Linked DNA regions of Homo sapiens: all the other regions are linked to region 1. The links are chromatin contacts, found by Hi-C in ENCODE. All regions are on one chromosome and are shown on one strand. The core of a region is the stretch at or near the end of the contact, and the rest is flanking DNA. Distances in the headings are between cores, read along the strand shown.

Region 1 (2,700 bases), core at 1-2,500:
ACCTAAGTCACTTTAACACAGAGATACAGCTTCAATTTACAAGCAGCCAGTTGCAAAGCTTCAGAAAAGGTTTTCAAAAAAACAGGACAATGGGTCCACTCTGCAGTCTAGGCCTGATGTTGACCCTTTTTCACAGTCCTGCTTTGTTTTGAGGCTATTAAAACCCTGCTTCATTTAAGTTCCATCTAAACTTTACACTTCCTCAAAATCCTGTAACTTTATATTTTCCTTCCCCTGGTAAAATGTCCCATGGTGTCTCTGGTGTGCAATCTCCCTCATTAAAAAAGATCGATAGACCTGGTTTTGCTGACTACAGGTTTGTCCCTGGTGGTCTTAGGCTGACTGGGCTTGAACAGTCTTGCTCAGCTTCAGGGTTCCTAAGATTGCAAATTTCAAAAACTGATACAACAAACATTTTTTCACTCCTAAATACAAATGCACCTGTCCACGTTGCCAGGTAGTTATGCACATGGCTACCATGTCAATTTGGTCATAACTAGGGTTAGGTCACTTCTCTGGAAGGTTAGTTATTAAGAACAAGAAAGAAAGTCAGGGTTCTGCACAGCTTTTGGTTTGATTCTTGTACTGACTTATGTTTCTTTTTCTTTGGGGCTACAGGTAAATATTTTGTCTGCTAAACTGACGCCCCCATCGCCAGTGTCTGAACAAACAAAACTGAGACATATCTAGTCAGCTGAAGCTGACAAATACAGGGGCCAATCTGGTTACAGGCAGGCAGTCCTGGCCTCGTGACACCGCAGAGACTGTGGGACAAGTGGACGTGCTCCTACTGTCCCTCGCATCCCCCATCTGGGCCGCGGGACTAGTGCCCTCAGGTCTATGACCCACTGCAAGAACCCAAAGCTCGACGCCCGCCCAGCCCTTCACATCCGTCCCTTGCAACAAGCAAGAGAAGAGGGGCGCGGCTTCAGGGGACGGGCGACGGTTTACAGGACAGCTCGTACACAGTACCAGCTGACATCCCCTAAGCCTGAGTGTCTAGGCCCCTGCCTCCACATTTAAGAGCCGACTGCGCCCCTTGGTGATTGGACGTCCGGACGCACCTTGAGTAGAGGCCAAGCAAACTATCGAGCCCGTCCAAAACGCCATATTTGTAACTGACGTCATCCTCATGTTGCCTTTCCTCTCTGTGATTGAGGAACCAATCAGTTGGGTGTAGCAGACGGGGCGTGGCTCTTCAGGTAGAGGCCGAAGGGGCTGAGAGCGGTCCCAGGCGGCCATCTTGATTCCTGGCATCACTCTCAACGTGCCCTCCCTCTCCGTGATTGGACGAGCAGGGCGGGCCTTCCGGAGGCACACAGCCGACCAACCAGAGATCTGCGCGTGCTCGATCTGGTCATCTGTTTTCTGACATCTGGAGCCACTAGCAGTTATCCTGTTCATTCCTGGGCGCCTGCGACCTTCCGAAGGAAACAAGACTTGCTTGGGGAAAGTTGCCTTGCCAGTATAGTGGAGCTTGGTAGAAACTTAAAAACTGCCTGGGGCTGCCTGGGATGGGGATCTCGAGATGCTTGTGGGGAGCACATTTTAGGAAACAGGGGGCTCAAGCTGCATGAAATGCTGCGGGAAATAGGAATGAGAGACGCAGAATGGTCGGAGAAAAAAGCTAGGAAGGTGTTTGGGAGTAAGATTTTGGAGTGCCTTGAATGCCAGACTAGGGAGTTTGGACTATATCCTGTAAGATAGGGGATAAAAATCAACTTTAAACAGGAGTGATATAACAAGATAATGTACTTTAGAAAATAATTCTGTAACTGTAGGGGGAGTCCCAAAGTGTTTCTCAAATTGTGTTCGGGGAAGTTCAAAGTGTGTTTGAGAGCTTGTTTTTATATGCAGATTCTTGCCCCTCACCAGACCTGCAAATAAAGTTCTCTGGTTGTACAGCCAGGAAACTGCATTAAAAAAAAACTTTTTAGGTTAACATACATTTGGTGAGAAAACGCATAAACCATATGGATAGGGCTCTGAATTTTCACAAGCAAACACTTCAGCCAGGCGGGGTGGCCCGTGCCCCTAATCCCAGCTACTCGGGAGGCTTAGGCAGGAGAATGGCTTGAGGCCAGGAGTACCAGATCAGCCTGGGCAACATAGCAAGACCCGTCTCTAAAAAAATTTAAAACAAAAATAATAACACACTCCCGTAGTTAACACCAGATGAAGAAACAACATGGCCAGCAGCTCAGAAGCTCCCCTTTTCCCCTTTAGCCACTGCTGCCTGCACCAAAGGTAAATATGATCATTACTTATAAGAACTGTAGATTAGTTTTGCCTGTTTTGAATTTGATATAAATAAAAGCATACAGGATATATTGTGTCAGCTTATTTGTTAGTGTTATTTATGAAATTCATCCGCATTGTTCCATGTAGTTGCTGTAGACTCCGTTGCTATAGATTGTTATCACAATTTATCCAGTCTCTTGTTTATGGGCCTTTGGGTAATTTCCAGTTTGGAGATAGTAGCAAAAAAAATGCTAAAATGAACATTCTTCTTCATTCATATCTTTTGCTTTGTAAATTATAAAGCAAGACAACAAGACCTAAAGACTGATTCATTCACTACCTATTTATTGAGCCCCTTACCAGACTAAGGTGAGAAAATAAAACAGAAAAGACAGCAAAGGTCCTGCCCTCATGGAACTTATTCTAACTGGAACGAAACAACACCTACGTGGGCAGCAA
Region 2 (2,700 bases), core at 22-2,521, 3.2 Mb after region 1:
TGTTTATTTAAAAGCTGTAACAATTACACAAGGCTGAGAACCTGAGAGCTAGATGGGTGATAAAGACAGGTTTACAGTGGGGCTCAGAGGAGAGAAAAAGAGGGAGGAGAGTCAGGGAAGGAGAACAATGAACTGAGTCTAAAATAAAGGTTAATATATTCGCGTAGGATCTATCAAAACAGGAGCAGTATTTCAACCCATTGTTTTCAAGCACCTAGAACAAAGTGAGCCCATAGTAGACACACACCAAACATAAATGGATGAGTAGTAGTGGGTGGCAGAATTCCAAAAGCAGGTTGCACCTGATTGCTAAAAGGCTTGAAAACAGGTCAAGAAATACTGCTATTTAGGTTAGTCATTTCACCTCAATAACTCGAAGTACCTAAACATAGACTTTTTTTTTTTTTTTTGAGACGGAGTTTCGTTCTTGTTGCCCAGGCTGGAGTGCAATGGTGCGATCTCGGCTCACCGCAACCTCCGCCTCCCGAGTTCAAGCGATTCTCCTACCTCAGGCTCCCGAGTAGCTGGAATTACAGGTATGCGCCACCGCGCCCGGCTAATTTTGTATTTTTAATAGAGACGGGGTTTCTTCAGCTCAGGCTGGTCTCCAACTCCCGACCTCAGAAAATCCGCCCGCCTTGGCCGCCCAAAGTGCTGGGATTACAGGCCTGAGCCACCGCGCCCGGCCAACACCGACTCTTTTCACCCTCCCAGGTATCTAGAGAGTCGAGTGGGAGGGAAATTGCTGGCTCTGGCCACTACAGTAACATCAGCACCTAGAGCAGTGCTCAACTGACTGAAGGCTCCTGTGAGTCGCCCTCTCCCCCTGGCCCCCCAACCCGCGGGGAAAGGCTGGCGGGACGCCACACAGCACCTCGATTACGCCATTTCATTTGCCACTGCACCATCTATCGGACACTAGCTAGGCTCTTCCAGGACCGGACGCACCTCCGTCCCCAAGGTGCCACCTGACAGCCAACACCGACGGGGTGATGCATGAATACAGTCATTATTCAAATTAGCTAAAACACCTAACTCATTCGGGTGAGTCTCGCCAGTCCCTCTGGGCTGACTGTCCCGCCCCGCGCTTACACCCGGGAGCGTCGGGCGGGAGAACTAGTGCATGCTGGCTGGGGATGGCGGACGCAAAGCCGGAGGCAAGGCCGCGCACGCGCAAACGCGGGCGCGCCGCCGGGCCGTGCTAGTGCGCGGAAGACGCATGCGCTGGCGGCCTGCGCCGCCTTAAGTGCCGCGCCAGCCCGGGGCGGCCCAGTCGGCCTGTCAGCCGGCTTCGAGATAAGTCCCGGCGCTTGCGCGGCGGCGGCTATGGCGGCGGAGGAGGAGGAGGTGGACTCTGCCGACACCGGAGAGAGGTAAGCGCAGCCGGCAGGGGGCTTCGTGTGTCTCCGGCGCGCACCCTCCGCGCGGGCCGGGTTAGGGCCCAGCGGGCAGCACCAAGGAGTCGCCGCCCGCCTGGCGACGACGGGCGGCTTCCTCGACCCTCCCCGGCATGAGTCCGCGCGGCGCCCAGAGGCGTCCCGGCGCCGCTCTGCCTGGGAGAGGCTCCCCTCAGCGTCGGGGCCCCGAGGTGTCTGAGCCGGACTCCGGCCGCGCCGGGAGGCCGCCTTGACCCCGCGCGGAGGGTCCGCCCCGTTGTTGTATAAGCCACCCCGCGGGCCGGCGACGGAGCTGGCCGCGGCGGCCGCACCGGCTCGGGCTCTGCCAAGGGACCCGGCCTGCCCCAATGCCGCCGGCGGGCGGTGCCCGGTCGACCCTGCACCTGACTGCGAGGCGCGGGAAATGACCGGGTCTGTCAGCCTCCCATCGCGGCTTCCGTCTACAGGTACTACCTGTGCTCTGTCCAGCCTCAGCCACTGGACGATCCTTCCCGTAGCCGTAGGAAGGGGCGGCGCTTCCTTGGAGGGGATATTAGAGGCCCGAATTCGCCCGGGAAGCGGCGGGAGGGCGGGGGTGCCGGGAAGGAGGGAGGGGAGAAGGAGTGAGGGAAGTGGGTGTATGGCTGTGAGTTTCAGATACTTCATAGAAAGAAAGTTAGCCCTTAAGATAGAGATACACGTTCAAATGTCATAATTCATCTTTCGGATGAAGGTCTTTGGCTTGCAAGCTCCACTGTCCCTTATTTGTTTGCGCTTCTGGGATTATTCTGGCTTTACTGGCGAAGTGTGTGTTGCATGTGCCTTAGAAGAACACACATAATGTATAGGAAACTGTGGAAGTTGGAGGGCAGATGTCTAATGTGAAACTTTTTTATATACAGGTATAGTGAGTTTATTCTTTTCTACACCTAAATGACTTCTTGCACTTGTTAGTAGAAGAATAGTAGTTAATGAGTGGAATAATTAAATTGTTATGGAGGTTATTGCCTTGTTTCTCAAGGCCTGTCGTTTGTATTGGAAAGTAAACTTCCCCCATATATATTTAATTTTTTGACGTCGGTTCTACTTCAGACGTCTGGAGAAATTTGCCTAGGAAACATAACCTAAATGATAGAATATGGAGTACCATGAAGACAGGGATATTTGGAAAGATGTCATGGGGAAAAATTGTGAAATATTAGAAAGGAAGTTATTCTCTTGAGTTTTGTTTATTTGTTGAGGTTTGTTGATGAACTTCCTCGTTGCACTGAGGTGAAATGTTGAATGTCATGTGGACGCAAGTAGGAACGTAATTGGTAGGTTG
Region 3 (2,785 bases), core at 97-2,596, 3.9 Mb after region 1:
ATCTCCGTTTGCCACCTTGTGGAGAGGCATAACACTTGGGGGATTTTCTGAGGACTTTGTACTAGTGGCATATGTAACTCCTGTGCAAGTATGTGAGGGTAATAAAGTATCTGGATGGTAGGGGACAGGGGTTGATTGGGGCATGGAGCAGATGGCAAGGGGTGCACAATGAGTTTTGACATGCGTGCATTACGGAGATGCATAGAAATTCTAGTTACTTTTAAATTTGGAGGGAAGAAGTCTGGTACCAGATGCTGGCTTTAGGTAACAGGGAAGTCTAGTTACCTCTAAATTCCTCAGGTAAGGAGTTTCTGCCTAAGGATGGTCGGCTTCATGGCCACCAGGTGATCTTTGCTTTCAATTCTATTGGCTTGATTTCATCTGTGGCAGTTTCTGGGGGGAATCAAAATTATAGGAACAAAATAAAACTAACAGTAAAACTTTCATGCTGACTGGGGAATGCTTAACGTTTAAAAATAGGTGCTGAAGGGTCCAAAGCAAACAACACAAGCCGGAAAAGAAATGTTTAAAAGTTAGCTATATTTATACAAGGAAAACCAAAAGAAATACTTAAATGAGACTTTTAAAATTCGAGGCTCTCCACTGAGACTTGTTCCCTGGCGCCAGCTCCGGGAGTTCCGCAGAGCCTCGCCCCCTGCCAGGGCGCCCGGGGCGAAGGACCGCACGGCGCATGCGCGCCTCCTCCAGCAGTCCCTTTCCCCTTCTTCCCCAAGATCCAGCGCGTGCTCGGTTGCCCTTCTCCGTTCCTTGCAGGCCCTTGGGTCAGGACCCACCACCTGCCGGACCATCATTTTCCGAGTCCCTCCGGCCTAGTCGGAGTGCTCGCTCGCGCCTCCTAAAGCTCTCAGCCGAGCGCGCCGAGACCCCTCAGGGCGGCCGGTAAGAAGGCGGAGGGGCGGGGGCTCAAAGCGCGCGGCGAAGGTGCAGCAGTTACCAGGGTGCTGACGTCAGCTAGAGGCAGGGCACCGCGGAAGGTTGAATCCACGCCCTGGCTGTGCGCAGGCGCCGTAGGGGGAAGGCCTGGCACGCTCCAGCCAACCAGGGCGTCACCTGCAGCTCGTCCCCCTGCCCGGGCTTGCCTCGAGCGCCCTGCCGCCGCCGGAGCGGGGAGGGTGTTGGGGGCAGGTGGAGCCGGGAGGGCCCAGCTGAGAATTCAGGGTTGGGGGCTCAGAGGGCACTGCGGCTAGGAGCCCGTCAAAGCCTGTCGCCCACCGGGGCGAGGGCAGGTGGGAGCGCCTGGCCGTGCGTCGCGCGCTGGTTGGCCAGCTGACGCCCCAGTGCGCATGCGCGTCCGAACAGCCCTGCGGGCGGAGCGACTGTCCTCCCTTCTGGTGTACTGGGTGGGAGGTGGAACTAGTCGGACAAAGCCCTCGCGTCGGACCCTTGCCAGAACTGTAAGGAGCAAGAGGGGAGGGGCTCCGGTGGTGCATTCATGCTCCTCTAGGGGGGAAGCGGGGTCGGAGGGGAGTGCTCAGAGCCACCTTAGCGCAAAGTGCTAACTTTTGAATTGAGGCAGTGCCAGGGGACGCAGTATCCGCATCGCATCTACATTTTAACTCGCTGTGAAATGAGAACGCAAAGACGATTTAGGTTTTATTGTTTCCGACTTATATTTTTCCGAGGTCTTTGATTTACGGGAAATTGTTACGTACTAAATCTCATATAGCGAGATTTAGAAAAGGAAGCTACAGAATCTAGGCTAATGTATCTAATAGCATTTCCTGCTTTTGCTCTTTTTCTTTGCCTTTTTCCCCTACTCTAAGAAGTTCATATTCAACTGAAAAGCCATGAAAATTACCGCTTTTGTCCCTCCTTGATATAACAAACTGCTTTCAGAAACCGTACAAGATAGTCACTAAGGGAAGTCACAGTTCAAATGAGAGTGGCATGATATTAATTTTGTTAAAATAAATTACTTTCAAATAAAAGTTGTGCCAAATGGTCAAAGCTCAATCCTGAGAGCTCTATTTGGCACACACTCGGTGTTAGTTGAAAGTAAGCAAAACAAAACCGTTTTTCGTGTACTCTTCCATAATTTGGATTTTTCACTGATTTAGGTATCTTTCCACCAAATTTGGTTTGAAACTGCACAGATTTAATGCCTCACTTAGAACAGATTTTAGGTAAAATTAGAAATTTTCACTTTATGAAACAGAAACTAATATCACTGTTAAGTAGATTAAAGTAGTCATTTACAATGGTTTGTAAATAAATTTTATCCTTCCCGGTCCTCTGCCCTCTTCCAGGAAAGGCACCATTTCCTTAGAGAAGACCTTCCTGAGCTCTCCCCGCCCCATTCCAAGTGTTGCGTCTGGGAGTTTCTCATATTCTGTGCATGTTTGTATTATTGCATTTACTGCGTTGTTTTATACTTATCTGCTTGTGTCTGTTTTTACACTCCCCCCTCCCTCTAAAAGTCTTTTGAGTATTAGAATTGTCTTAATAATTTTCTAGTCCCAATGCTTTACGCAGGACCTGGCCCATAAGTGGTGATGAATGGGTGAGTTAAAGACTCGGTATGCCTCCCAAGTGTGATAAGACAGTGCAACCTCTTCAGTTATTTTATAGCATTTTCCAAGTGGAAGTATAGTGGGCTAAGTGCAGTATGGACAGGAACCACCTATGTAAGAATTTATCTGAAGACGAGAAGCCTGCGGTTGATGTGGATGTCCCAGACTTTTGGAGCTAGTGTCTGAATGAGAGCACCCAACTCTACTCTGAAGCAATGTGTCTTCAGTCAGCTGATAGTAATTTGATTTTCTGT

The links. A loop is a pair of places that touch in the nucleus more often than their neighbours do. Pooled maps may share reads with other maps.
Region 2: a loop to region 1 is called in a map of CD8-positive, alpha-beta T cell, with 7 times the contacts of the local background. The contact joins the promoter of ABHD5 here to the promoter of ENTPD3-AS1 in region 1. A Hi-C loop is called at or near these places in 3 of 168 maps with a recorded cell type or tissue (CD8-positive, alpha-beta T cell, gastrocnemius medialis and naive thymus-derived CD4-positive, alpha-beta T cell) and 7 of 50 pooled maps.
Region 3: a loop to region 1 is called in a map of B cell, with 11 times the contacts of the local background. The contact joins the promoter of TCAIM here to the promoter of ENTPD3-AS1 in region 1. A Hi-C loop is called at or near these places in 6 of 168 maps with a recorded cell type or tissue (B cell, CD4-positive, alpha-beta T cell, ascending aorta and 2 more) and 16 of 50 pooled maps.

What each region holds. Positions count from the first base shown.
Region 1 is chr3:40,452,058-40,454,757 of GRCh38, forward strand. ENTPD3-AS1 (ENTPD3, EIF1B and MYRIP antisense RNA 1) reads right to left here and starts at 1,251. Exons shown (of 4, transcript NR_040100.1): 1 at 1,065-1,251. RefSeq lists enhancers at 985-1,054, 1,075-1,144.
Region 2 is chr3:43,689,667-43,692,366 of GRCh38, forward strand. ABHD5 (abhydrolase domain containing 5, lysophosphatidic acid acyltransferase) reads left to right here and starts at 1,272. Exons shown (of 7, transcript NM_016006.6): 1 at 1,272-1,373. The coding sequence starts at 1,327. It also overlaps a transcript of ANO10 not described here. RefSeq lists a silencer at 1,444-1,923.
Region 3 is chr3:44,337,420-44,340,204 of GRCh38, forward strand. It overlaps TCAIM (T cell activation inhibitor, mitochondrial), which reads left to right and starts at 1,347. Exons shown (of 11, transcript NM_173826.4): 1 at 1,347-1,415. LOC105377055 (a long non-coding RNA gene) reads right to left here and starts at 699. Exons shown (of 4, transcript XR_940782.4): 1 at 286-699. RefSeq lists enhancers at 360-1,013, 698-867 and a silencer at 1,008-1,397.